Regions from separate parts of the Mus musculus genome. Here region 1 is linked to region 2. A link is a loop called in an ENCODE intact Hi-C map of the cell type or tissue named here. Cell type or tissue: gastrocnemius. All regions are shown on one strand. Each heading gives the region's core, and the rest is flanking DNA. Links, peaks and the distances in the headings are about the cores only.

Evidence for each region. A loop is a pair of places that touch in the nucleus more often than their neighbours do. Peaks named below come from ENCODE experiments on the same cell type or tissue, not always from the same donor. Only the 100,000 strongest peaks of a DNase experiment are listed, where the experiment ranks them.
Region 1: it touches region 2 in a loop (3-fold over the local background); 1 of 42 quality-filtered maps calls a loop at or near these places.

What each region holds. Positions count from the first base shown.
Region 1 is chr2:92,351,215-92,353,714 of GRCm38, reverse strand. It overlaps Phf21a (PHD finger protein 21A), which reads right to left. Exons shown (of 19, transcript NM_001362829.1): 15 at 1,851-2,014. Among named protein-coding and RNA genes, the nearest start is that of Large2, 19 kb to the left of the region's middle. In gastrocnemius, for the core only: no CTCF peak of the experiment used is centred there; no DNase peak of the experiment used is centred there; H3K27ac peaks cover 296 bases.
Region 2 is chr2:92,433,969-92,442,462 of GRCm38, reverse strand. Cry2 (cryptochrome 2 (photolyase-like)) reads left to right here and starts at 8,394. Exons shown (of 12, transcript NM_009963.4): 1 at 8,394-8,494. The coding sequence starts at 8,440. In gastrocnemius, for the core only: a CTCF peak has its summit at 4,277 (motif pointing right); a DNase peak (open chromatin) is centred at 4,292; H3K4me3 peaks cover 287 bases; H3K27ac peaks cover 449 bases.

The DNA of each region.
Region 1 (2,500 bases), core at 1-2,500, 85 kb after region 2:
CAAGAGGCTGACAGCACATACCTCCTGCTGTGAGACACTGAGGAGCCTGTCACCCCTGACTCCAGGCTCATTCAAAACCCTATGCTTCAGTCTACCCTGAAGGGGACTGGCACAGTGCAGTGGGGCAAACTCAGCAGAATAACCGAGGCAGTGAAGAGGACGCCACCACTGGACAGACACACAGACACAAAGGGCCTGGTGACATCACTCGCACACACTTGTCACTAATCCTGACAGCCGAGTTCAGTTCCTGAGACCCACACAGTGGGAGGAGAGAACTGACTCCCAAAAGCTGCCCTTTGATCTCTACACATGTGCCATGGCAAGGACGTACACACAGACATACACGCTCTAAATGAACAAACTGTAATTTAAGAAAGGAATGCCTAAGAAACCATTTCAGAATAAAGGAGAGTAAGGTGACACAACCAGGATAATAAATGCCAAGAGTGACCTCAGACAAATGCAATTACTGGGTTAAGTGGGAACATTGGAATATGAACTTAGTATTACACGCTGACATGTAAGCAATGTTAAATTCCCACAATATTATAACCACATGGTAGCTATACAACAGAATACTGTTATTCTTAGAGGTAAAGATTCCTTTTTTGTTTTTGTTTTTGGATTTTCATTTTTTATTTTTTGAGACAGGGTTTCTCTGTGTAGCCCTATTCTAGAACTCACTCTGTAGACCAGGCTGGACTAGAGATCTGCCTGTCACTGCCTCCTGAATTCTGGGACTAAAGGTGTGTGCCTCCACACCTCACTGAGGTGAAGATTCTTAATTTTCACAGGAAAAAAAAAGTGTATGCATGTGTTTGCATGTGCAGGTGGGTGCAAGTACACAAAGAAAAAAAATGCAGCAACAAGTGGTCAGAGCAAATGGTGATAGTGTGCTGCACTGCACTGCAGCCTGTCTACAGGTGATACTGTGTGCTGCACTGCACTGCAGCCTGTCTACAGGTGATACTGTGTGCTGCACTGCACTGCAGCCTGTCTACCGGTGATACTGTGTGCTGTATCGCACTGCAGCATGTCTACAGGTGCCAGAGTCATCACAGTGAAAAAATCATGTATAATTGGAATATTATTTCATCCCTTTACTAAAGTCCTCTGGTGATCTCCCATGGTACTTAGAATAAACGCCTTGTCTGAGCAGGCCTATCCCCTCTCTGGTCACACTTTCCCACACACAGCTGAGAGGTCCCCTCTCCCTTCATGGTGGATGTGTTCGCCTTCTGGGCACTGCTCCTTATGCCTTCTGTTCCATTTCTCCTCCCTGTGCTCATCTGTGCCTGACAGGTTACATATCTGTTCCATTGTTGTCTCTCTCTTCCTACAGAACACAAGTCCTGGGTGCTGGTAGTGCTTAGCTGTTCCTTGTGTCCCAGCCTCATGAGCTTGCTCAGCAGAGCATGTAGAGCCCTGGAATCTGTTTCTGAGCAGTTCCACCATGACAGGTCCTCGTGCCCTTCTGGAGGTGCGCCTACTGTGCAGGAGGAAGCTGGAAGCATCTGCCCTGTTCACATTCTCCCTCCAGCACACCAATGACAGAAACCACCCAACTACAGCCCCTGTCCCCACGCTCCTCTGAGAGCTCATTCACAGTTGATCAAACCCAGACTCTGAACCCTGGGCTCCCCTGATTTATGTGAACATGACTCTTAAGGACATAGAACAGCTGTGACCCCATAAGAAAGCTGCCTGGCAAGGTATGCAGGCATTCTGCAGTGTCTCCTGCTATTCCAGGGCTAGCAAGGAAGGGTCAGATTGGTGAGGACACAGCACAGGACAATGGCTTTCCCATGTGAGCTCTCAGAGAGAGTACATGTCCCCAAGTTACTTACGTCTGTGGAGGTGGGGCTGGGCAAAGACACAGGCTGAACAGGTGCAGGGAAAGTGAATGTGGTCTCTGTCTTTTCATTTTCAGGGGAGTCGGGATGACTGGATGGGGGGGATGTTGGGGTAAGGGCTCCAAACCCCAGCACCGCATTGTATTTTGGAGGACGACCTATATACCAAGAGAAGGGAACAAAAGGGGAGGAGGGGGGGAAAGACAGGGGAAAATGATCTTACATACCTTTGGCCAGTGTTCCTCATTGGCTAGCATGGAAAGGGAAGTGAGGTAGCAGACAGAAGGTTAATACACAGGCCAGAGGAAAGAAAAGAAGCAAAGATGTCAATGTCATTAGAAACGACTACATGAATCCTAAAAGAAAGGAGGAGAAGGGAGTCTTGGAGCATAGCTAAAGGTGCTGGCGTCTGTAAAGAGACCCATCTTGGGTAGATCATGGTCATGCCCGGATTATCACACCTGAGGTTTCTAACAGGAGGTGGCTGAAGCTGGAACAGTGTTTATCATCTATGTGTATTCTGCATTAGTCACCGAGGGGTTTCTGCAGCCATCAGTGCTGATGGCTCTCTGCTCCCTGAATGGACTTACTCAGCATTTCTGCTTTTCTGTGTCTCTTTGCTAACAGTTCAGACCTTCCTGCTG
Region 2 (8,494 bases), core at 3,278-5,777:
CGAGGCCAAGAGCCCCTCTGTATGGAGGGTGAGTATGCCTCAAACCATTGCACAAAGCACAGTATGGAAAACACTGAGACCACCATGGTCCCTCATCATCATCCCGTGTCATGTCCTATACTTTTGTGACTGTGGCACGGTGGTTTGCTTACACCAGAAGTGCCACAGAAGCCTGTGTTTCCATGTGACACAGGCCATAGCACCACTGGCTGGCAGGAGCTATTCAACTCCATTAATGGGGCCCCGATCTTTTCTAGAACTCCATTATTATCCTTCTGGGATGATTGCTGTACTCTGTGAGGTCTGCTGCTGCCCCATCCCTCTTTCTGTGATGTGTGGCTACATCTATCTATCTACAGATGAAAACACACGGCTGAGTGTTGGGGTAACCCACCCCACACATGTCGTAAGGTATGTCCCTGGGTTCTCACATGTTAATTGCTGGGCTGGTGGCACCAGGCTGGCAGGATGGGTAAATGTTTGTTGGGGCCTTGCCTGCCCAAAAACAAAGGCAAGCTGCCCTGGGGAAGGAATCAGTGGTTAAGAGCACTGACTGCTCTTCCAGAGGAATACAGTTCAAATCCCAGGACTTGGCCAGCATCCCAATTTTCTTATGGTCCCCAAAGATGTCATCACCCTCCAGACAACAGGAGGCAATCTAAAGAACACAACACCCTCATTCCAAGGGGTGTGGTGGGCGGCTGTTTGCTGGGTTATGGATAGTTGTCATTGAAGGAGATTGGTTGTGGTTTGTTGATGGTCATGGTCAGAGAGGAAACAAAGGAAAGGAGGTTGGATTCATGGATCTCTTTCTCTCTCCCCTCTATCCTTCTTTCTCTCCTAACTAGTGTCAGTGGATAAAACAGGTGGGAGTGAGGGGAAAGGGAAAAGAAGGGTGGATTGTTGTATTTCCTTTAGACTAAGAAAGCAACGAGTTTCAAATATTTTAGACTAGGCTGTAAACTGCCCTTTACCTCGACTGCTGACAGCACTGTGGACAGGCAGGACATAGGGAAGTCGACAAAATGGGACGGTCCCCTTAAGGTCCTGCTCCACAGGAAAGTCTGTCAGGTCTTCTGGGCCTGGCAGCCAAAGATGGATGCCCTGCAGACACATAGGAACCTTGGGAGACTGGCTGGGTAGCCAGTAAGTCCCTGTCATTTTTATTAGATCTGGAAGCTGCTCTCTCTGTATGTGTATTTACACAGGTGTGATTTGACCTTCTCAGGTTTCTGATGGCTTTGAAGCTTAGACTAGTGATAGACTTCAAAAGTTCAGAGCTTTAACATTGATCAATGGAGTTCTGATAATATTATTGTAGTCACAAGTTCACGATCTTAAATTTCCTTTGGTTGTCTTCTAAATATAGACTTAAAAAGACTTTTCATTGTGCTCACATGATGCAAAACCTCTACAGAACTTTGGACTCACCAAGATAGGGCAAATGGACTGGACATTGTCTTACACTGATAGTTCTCATATTTGTTCTTATTGTATATAGTTCACTGATGTTAGAGATAAAGCCATTTCTTGGACTAAAAGGGGAGGTGTTGAGATAAGCCACCCCACACATGTCGTAAGGTATGTCCCTGTGTTCTCACATGTTAATTGCTGGGCCAGCGGTGCCAAGCTGGCAGGATGGGTAAATGTTGGTTGGGCCCTCACCTGTCCAAAAAGAAAGGCAAACTGCCCTGGGGGAGGAGTCTCTCCCGCTATGTTAAAAGCTCTCTTGTGTGAGAAAGAAGTGTGGTATTTGAGCAATAAAGTGCTGGCGGCTGAGGCTGGAAGGAGGGAAGGAGGGGCAGAGCTGGACAGAGGCAGGATGGGACAGAGCAGGAAAGACAACAGTGAGAGCCAAGCAACAGGTTTCAGTGGCAGAGAAGCAGGGCTAAGTTAGAGGTTCGCTGAGAGACTGCCGCAGAGAAAAGGCCAGCAGCCTTATACAATAAAGACATCTCCATGTCTTTATTATTGAAACCTAAGCCGGACCCCAAAGCCCTGCAATAGCTGAAACTTGTAAACACGCAAAGGGGGAAAACTCAGACACAGAAGGACAGATGTTGCGCGCCTCCACATATGTGAGGGGGACTAGTTTTCATGAGCTGGCAACAGAACAGAGGTAACTAAGGTGTTGAGCAGGAAGGAATGGTGGTACACTGTTTGATAGGTACAGGGTTTCTATGGGGACGATGTAATGTGACTAAAATGTTAATTTGTGTTGTACATATTTTATAATAGCAGAATAACACACACACACACACACACACACACACACACACAGGGAAGGGCCTGGGACATAGCTTCATTGGTAGAGTACTTGCCTGTCATGCACAAAGCCCTGGGTTTTACTCCCACCATTACATAAAAACCAGATGCATGCTGCACACCTGCAATTCCAGCATTTGGGAAGTGGAGGCAGGAGGATCAGAAGCTGGAGAAATTGCCTTGGTCTTGCAGAGGACCTAGGCTCAGTTCCCAACACCCACATGGTAGCCCACAACTGCCTGTAAGTCCAGTTCCAAGGGATCTGACACCTTCTTCAGGCTTCTGTGGGCTCCTGCATGCATGTGGTATGTACAGACTTACACAGGTGCACACACATACACATAAAAATAATACGTGTTTTTTTAAAAAACAAGATTAGGGTGGGCGGTGGTGGCTCACACCTTTAATCCCAGCACTTGGGAGGCAGAGGTAAGCGGATTTCTGAGTTCAAGGCCAGCCTGGTCTACAAAGTGAGTTCCAGGACAGTCAGGGCTACACAGAGATTTTCCTGTCTTGGAAAATCAACAAAATAAAACAAAACAACAAAAAAACCAAGATTAGTCTAGGCTATATGTAACTGTCTCAAAACCTCACAAAGAAAAAAAGAAAGAAAATGAATTACAGTGGCAGACACACAAGGTGACCAGCATACAGAAAGCAAGGTCAGAAGGTCCAGTGCCTCAGAGAAGCAGACTAGCAGAGGAGGGGGAAAGCACCATTGGCGGCCTGAGGACAGGTTCACGCTCTGTGCTTGCCTGTGTGGAGAGGGCTTGTTGACGCTTCTGGATGGGGAGCTCATCAACGTTAGCTGTGGGCCTCTTTCCATGTGGAAGAATTCTTTCAGTATTCTGGATCTGACCTCTTTCTTTCTTTTTGAGTTCTTGTTTTCTGCACAGATTCTTGCAGTGTAGCCTCCCAGCTTTAAACCTGCGCTCCTCTGTGTTCTTAGGGTCACCATATCTCCCTCTGCTCTGTTGCTTGTTCTCCAACTTTCTTATCATTTTCAATAAGCAGAAGCTCTTGAACTTATTGTCATTTAAAACTCCAGCTTATTAATTTTTCCCTGAATGGATGCTTTTCATGTCTTGTTCAAGAAATTATTATCTGTATCCCCCAAAAAGTGAAGAAATTCTTCTCTACTGTTTTAGTTTAGTTTGGAGTTAGCTTGTGTAAGTGTTGGGAGATACAGCCAAGTGTCTCCTTTTGGTTTTTACACTAGGGTACTGGGTTGACCCATTAGCATTATAACAAAAGCCATTTTCCCACATTGCACAAAGATATCATGTCATAAATGTAATGTTCACATTTTTATTTTTTATTTTATGTGACTGAGTGGTGTGTGTGTGTGTGTGTGTGTGCCTGGTGCCTGCAAAGGCCAGAATAGATTCCCTGGAACTAGAGCTGCAAAGGCTGTGAGCCACCATGTGGGTGGGACTAAACCCAAGCTCCCTGCAAGAGCAGCCTGAGCCGCCTCTCAGCAGTCATCCACTCATTCTTATCTGCTTCTGGATTCTCAATTAGGAGCCTTTTGTCTAGTTACCTTCCTCTCATCCTACACAGCACCTGTCGTTTTCCTCGTCTCTGTTTTTCTTTCTTCTCTTTTTTGTTTTTTTTTTGTTTTGTTTTGTTTTTTGTTGTTTTTTGTTTTGTTTTGTTTTGTTTTTTTGATACAGGGTTTCTTTATGTCGCCCTGGCTGTCCTGGAAGTCACTCTAGACTAGGCTGGCCTTGAACTCAGAGATCCGCTTGCCTCTGCATCCAGGCAGCTGGCTTGAAGGTGTTTGACACTACATCTGATTAGGCTATTTTTCGAATGAAGGTAGCGTAGAGAATTGAAGAAGCTTGTCCGAGTAAATACGTCATTTATTAGTTAATTGTGGAGCTGCAAACTGAACTAAGAGAAAGTTTAGCGACTCCTCAAACTGAATAGTTGAAAGGACCAATATATATTTTTGGGTGTATTCTTGGAAGCTGCACCAAGACTGGAATCCAGATGGATTCGTGCTTTCCAAGTCCCACCACTAGAGGGCGTGAGAACCTTAAAATCTCTATGCTTGTCCCGCCCTCTGCGTTGTCACCTTTCCACCAATCATCAGATATTTACAGGAAGGGCAGGTCCAAATCAGAACGTTTTCACATATGGTCTCTACAGAGGACTTTGACCCAAGGAAACAAACAAAACAGGGCTGATTTATCTTAAAGGTGGTCAGGGAAGACAGCATTCACTTTCTGGATGACCCATTACATCCTTGAAGTACCAGGTTGCCCCTTGGGTCCTCCCCTCCTTCCTTCTGCCTTTAGTGGAAGATGAACCAGCCATTTGTGACTCTTTTAAAGAGGGAGGTGGGGAGCTCCGAGGTGACCAAAATAGAATTCAAATTTCTGCTTCTTTAGTCATGTGCAGGTTTGTGTGCCCTCACTCTGGTATCTCCACCGTACTCATTTTAAGACACAAAATTACAAAGTGGACTTTGTCCTCTGATGTCCTTTCAGGAGTCAAAACTGGTGTTCTGACCCTTGAATGTCGCCCAGGTACTTTACCCAAGCACTGGACATCCATTCTGTGGAATGAATCATCCTTATCAACTTAAGTACGCAAGCCACACAAAACAAAGACGATGACACAGCAAGATGGAACCAGTTCACAAGCAGTAGAGGCCACACTGTCCCTCCCTCTGGTTCAGATGTTTATAGATAGTGTCCATGAAAAATGGCTGAGTTGTTAGGCTTATCTTTGTTTTTCATTATTGCTGTAATATTGAGGGTTTTTTTATGATTAAAAGTCTCATTTACTGGGTCAATTATGGAATACAGGTCATATGTAAAAAAAGGCTTGGGAATTGCAAAGAAGGAAAAATTGGATGCAGATCCTGCTTTCCAGAATAGCAACTGCTCACTGTGCCCAAGGAACTATGTATCACCTTGCTGTATCTACTAAGAAAGGGGGGGGGGGGCTGCCGGGCGTGGTGGCTCCCAGCACTTGGGAGAAAGAGGCAGGTGGATTTCTTTTTTTTTTTAAATAAATACATGTACATTTTAAAAAAAAGATTTATTTATTATTATATGTACGTACACTGTAGCTGTCTTCAGACACACCAGAAGAGGGAGTCAGATCTTGTTACAGATGGTTGTGAGCCACCATGTGGTTGCTGGGATTTGAACTCTGGACCTTCGGAAGAGCAGTCGGGTGCTCTTACCCACTGAGCCATCTCACCAGCCCGTCAGGTGGATTTCTGAGTTTGAGGCCAGCCTGGTCTACAAAGTGAGTTCCAGGACAGTCCAGGGCTATACAGAGAAACCCTGTCTCGAAAACAAAACAAAACAAAAAATCCACAAAAAAAAAAAGTGAGGGGGCCTGGAGAGATGGCTCTGTGGTTAAAAGAACTACTTGTGGTGATTTGAGTAAGAATGGCCCCCATAAGCTCAAATACTTGAATGCTTGATCCACAGTTGGTGGAACTGTCTGGGAAGGATTAGGAGGTGTGGCCCTGTTGGAAGAGGTGTTTCACTGGGGTTGGGCTTTAATATTTCAGAAGCTAAAGCCATTGTTAGTTAGCCTTCTCTGCCTCCTACTTGTGGATCAGATGTAAGCTCTCACAACTACTCCAGAGCTGTGCCTGCCTGCCTGTCTGCTTCCATTTTCTTCATCGTGATGGTCAGAGACTCTAACTCTCTGGAACCATGAACCCCCGAATTAAATACTTTATAAGTTTCTCTGGTCAGGGTGGTTTACCATGGCGATAGAAGAGTAATTAAGACTCTGATCTTCCAGAGGAAGATCCCAGCATCCACATCAGGTGGCTCAGAACCTCGTGTAGACTCCAGCTCCAGGGGACCCAATGCTCTCTTCTGGCCACACTGATGTCCACATGCAGATGGCATCCATGAACAGACATACACATAAAAAATAATAAAAATAAGCAATAACAACAAGTCAACCAGCTTGTCTAGGGTCATACTGAGCAAGCAGAATTTGAGTTCAGCCTCTTCATAAACAAGAGAGAGCAGCCCCAGGCTGCAGAGAGCTCACAGTTTATAGACACAGCATTATGGGAGTTTAGAGGAGAAGAGAAGAATTTATTCCCTGAATGGCCATTTGTGAATGGACCACCCCTTACTCTCCCTGTTCTCTTCCTTGTAGGGGGACCCAGGGAGATAGAAAAAAAAGAGAAAAGCATACAATACCTCAAAAGAAAAAAAAAGGGGGGGGGTAAGCCGGGCTTGGTGGCGCACGCCTTTAATCCCAACACAGGAGGCAGAGGCAGGAGGATTTCTGAGTTCAAGGCCAGCCTGGTCTACAAAGTGAGCTCCAGGACAGCCAAGGCTCTACAGAGAAACCCTGTCTCGAAAAACCAAAAAAAGAAAAGAAAAGAAAAGAAAAGAAAAGAAAAGAAAAGAAAAGAAAAGAAAGGGGACGCGCGAGAGATGGTTCAGAGGTTAACAGTGTGTACGTTCCTTGCAGAGAACCTGACTTGGGGGTACTTCTCAGCACCCACAACAGGAGGCTGGTAACAGCCTTGTAACTCCAACCCCCAGAAACACTCTATTCAGGAGTCCACTAGACACTTGCCGTCACTCCTACACAGACACACAGCTAAACATGAGATTAAAAATAATGAAAAAAACCCAAGTGTTTAAAGAAAAGCATAGGGAATATCAGTTCACTCATCAAGTACTTGCAGAAGAGATTCAAAGGAGAGAGTCGGGCAGAGACTTGGATGACTTTAAGGCTCTGGCCAATGCAAGCCTCTTATGTTTGATTCATATGATCCTTCGGTACCAAGTACTGAGCTAGATTATAGTCTGATGGAGCTGACATACAATAGCTAAACAATCCCAGTACTATGTACTAAAACCGGAGGGTGGGGGGAAGACACCAAATGAGGTGAGCCCCTGTGCAGGTTGGGCCCAGGAAACTGGAAAATAACAGCTGTCACAGGGAAAACAGGAGGCACGAGGGTGTGGGCTGGGGCATGTGATGTGAGAGAACAGCATGTCCAAAGCGCTGGAAATGAGAGGCTCGTAATGACGCTGTAGTCAGAGAGTGGTGCCAATTAATGCCATTAAATTGCTGACTAAATTCTAGATTCTTTCATTGCTCATTCCCAAGATGGGGAAGGTGACTACCCATAGGATCAACACAAGGACAAATCGGAACAGTTCTCTGCTGGATAGCTCCAGCCCTCCATCCCAACTAGCCCATCTTAGCCCAAGTGCAACGGTTGCTGCACTTGTTCAATCAGCAAACTCTGCCAGAATCTCCAAAGAATCAAAGGATTCCCAAAGGAGACAGGAGAATATTGCCCTGCACATCTCTGATTCCCACATAGAATCCAGTTCAGAGTTTTGTGCAAAATAACTGCACTGTGTCTGCTAAACAGAACGTAAAAGAAATGAATTCATTTGAGGGCATAATTACTGCCTCAACCCACGTCCTCTGAAACCTTTGTCCTTTCTCCCAAACCCACTCCTGCCGCATAAAAGGGCGTCTCCTTTATCCTTATGCCTTTCTGTATGCAAATACCAAGATTCTCTGCGAGGAAGTGGATTTTGAAATCGGAAGATTCTGAGTGGAATCTTACTGGATTCATGGTATTGCGCAAGTCATTCAAACTGGGGCGCCCTAAGCTTACTTCATCTGCAGAGTAAGACTAACAAGCATCTGTTTTATTCGTGTTTATGAAATGAACGTTACCAGGATGAGATGAAAATAGAAAATAGGACAGTTTGTGTAAGGCAATCACCGCTCAGCCTCACATATGAACAGGACAATGAACTGTTAGAAAGGGCCCGGTAACAGGTCTGTCAGCCACCGGCCGGAGTCACCGCAACCCCTGTCTTTCCCGGGGACGCGAAATGCGTAGGAGATCCGAGGTCCCTCCAGACTCAGCCCACGCGGGGCGGACGCAGCGCGGTCCTGCGTCACCGGCGGGTGGCTACCAAGCGGGACCACACATGGTGGGAACGTGAGGGGGCGGAGCCTGCGCCGACGCTGCTGACCAATGGAACAGAGGGAGGGTCCCACCGGGTCTCACCCAATCACAGAGGCGATCCAGACTCCTTGGGGCGGAGTCATGCCAGGGAGAGGCTGCATCATAGGTCGCTGGGCGGGCGCTGGGCGGGACCAACGGGGCGGTCGGGCGGAGCGGCAGACCGAGACCCAGTCCAGGCGGCGATGGCGGCGGCTGCTGTGGTGGCAGCGACGGTCCCCGCGCAATCGATGGGCGCGG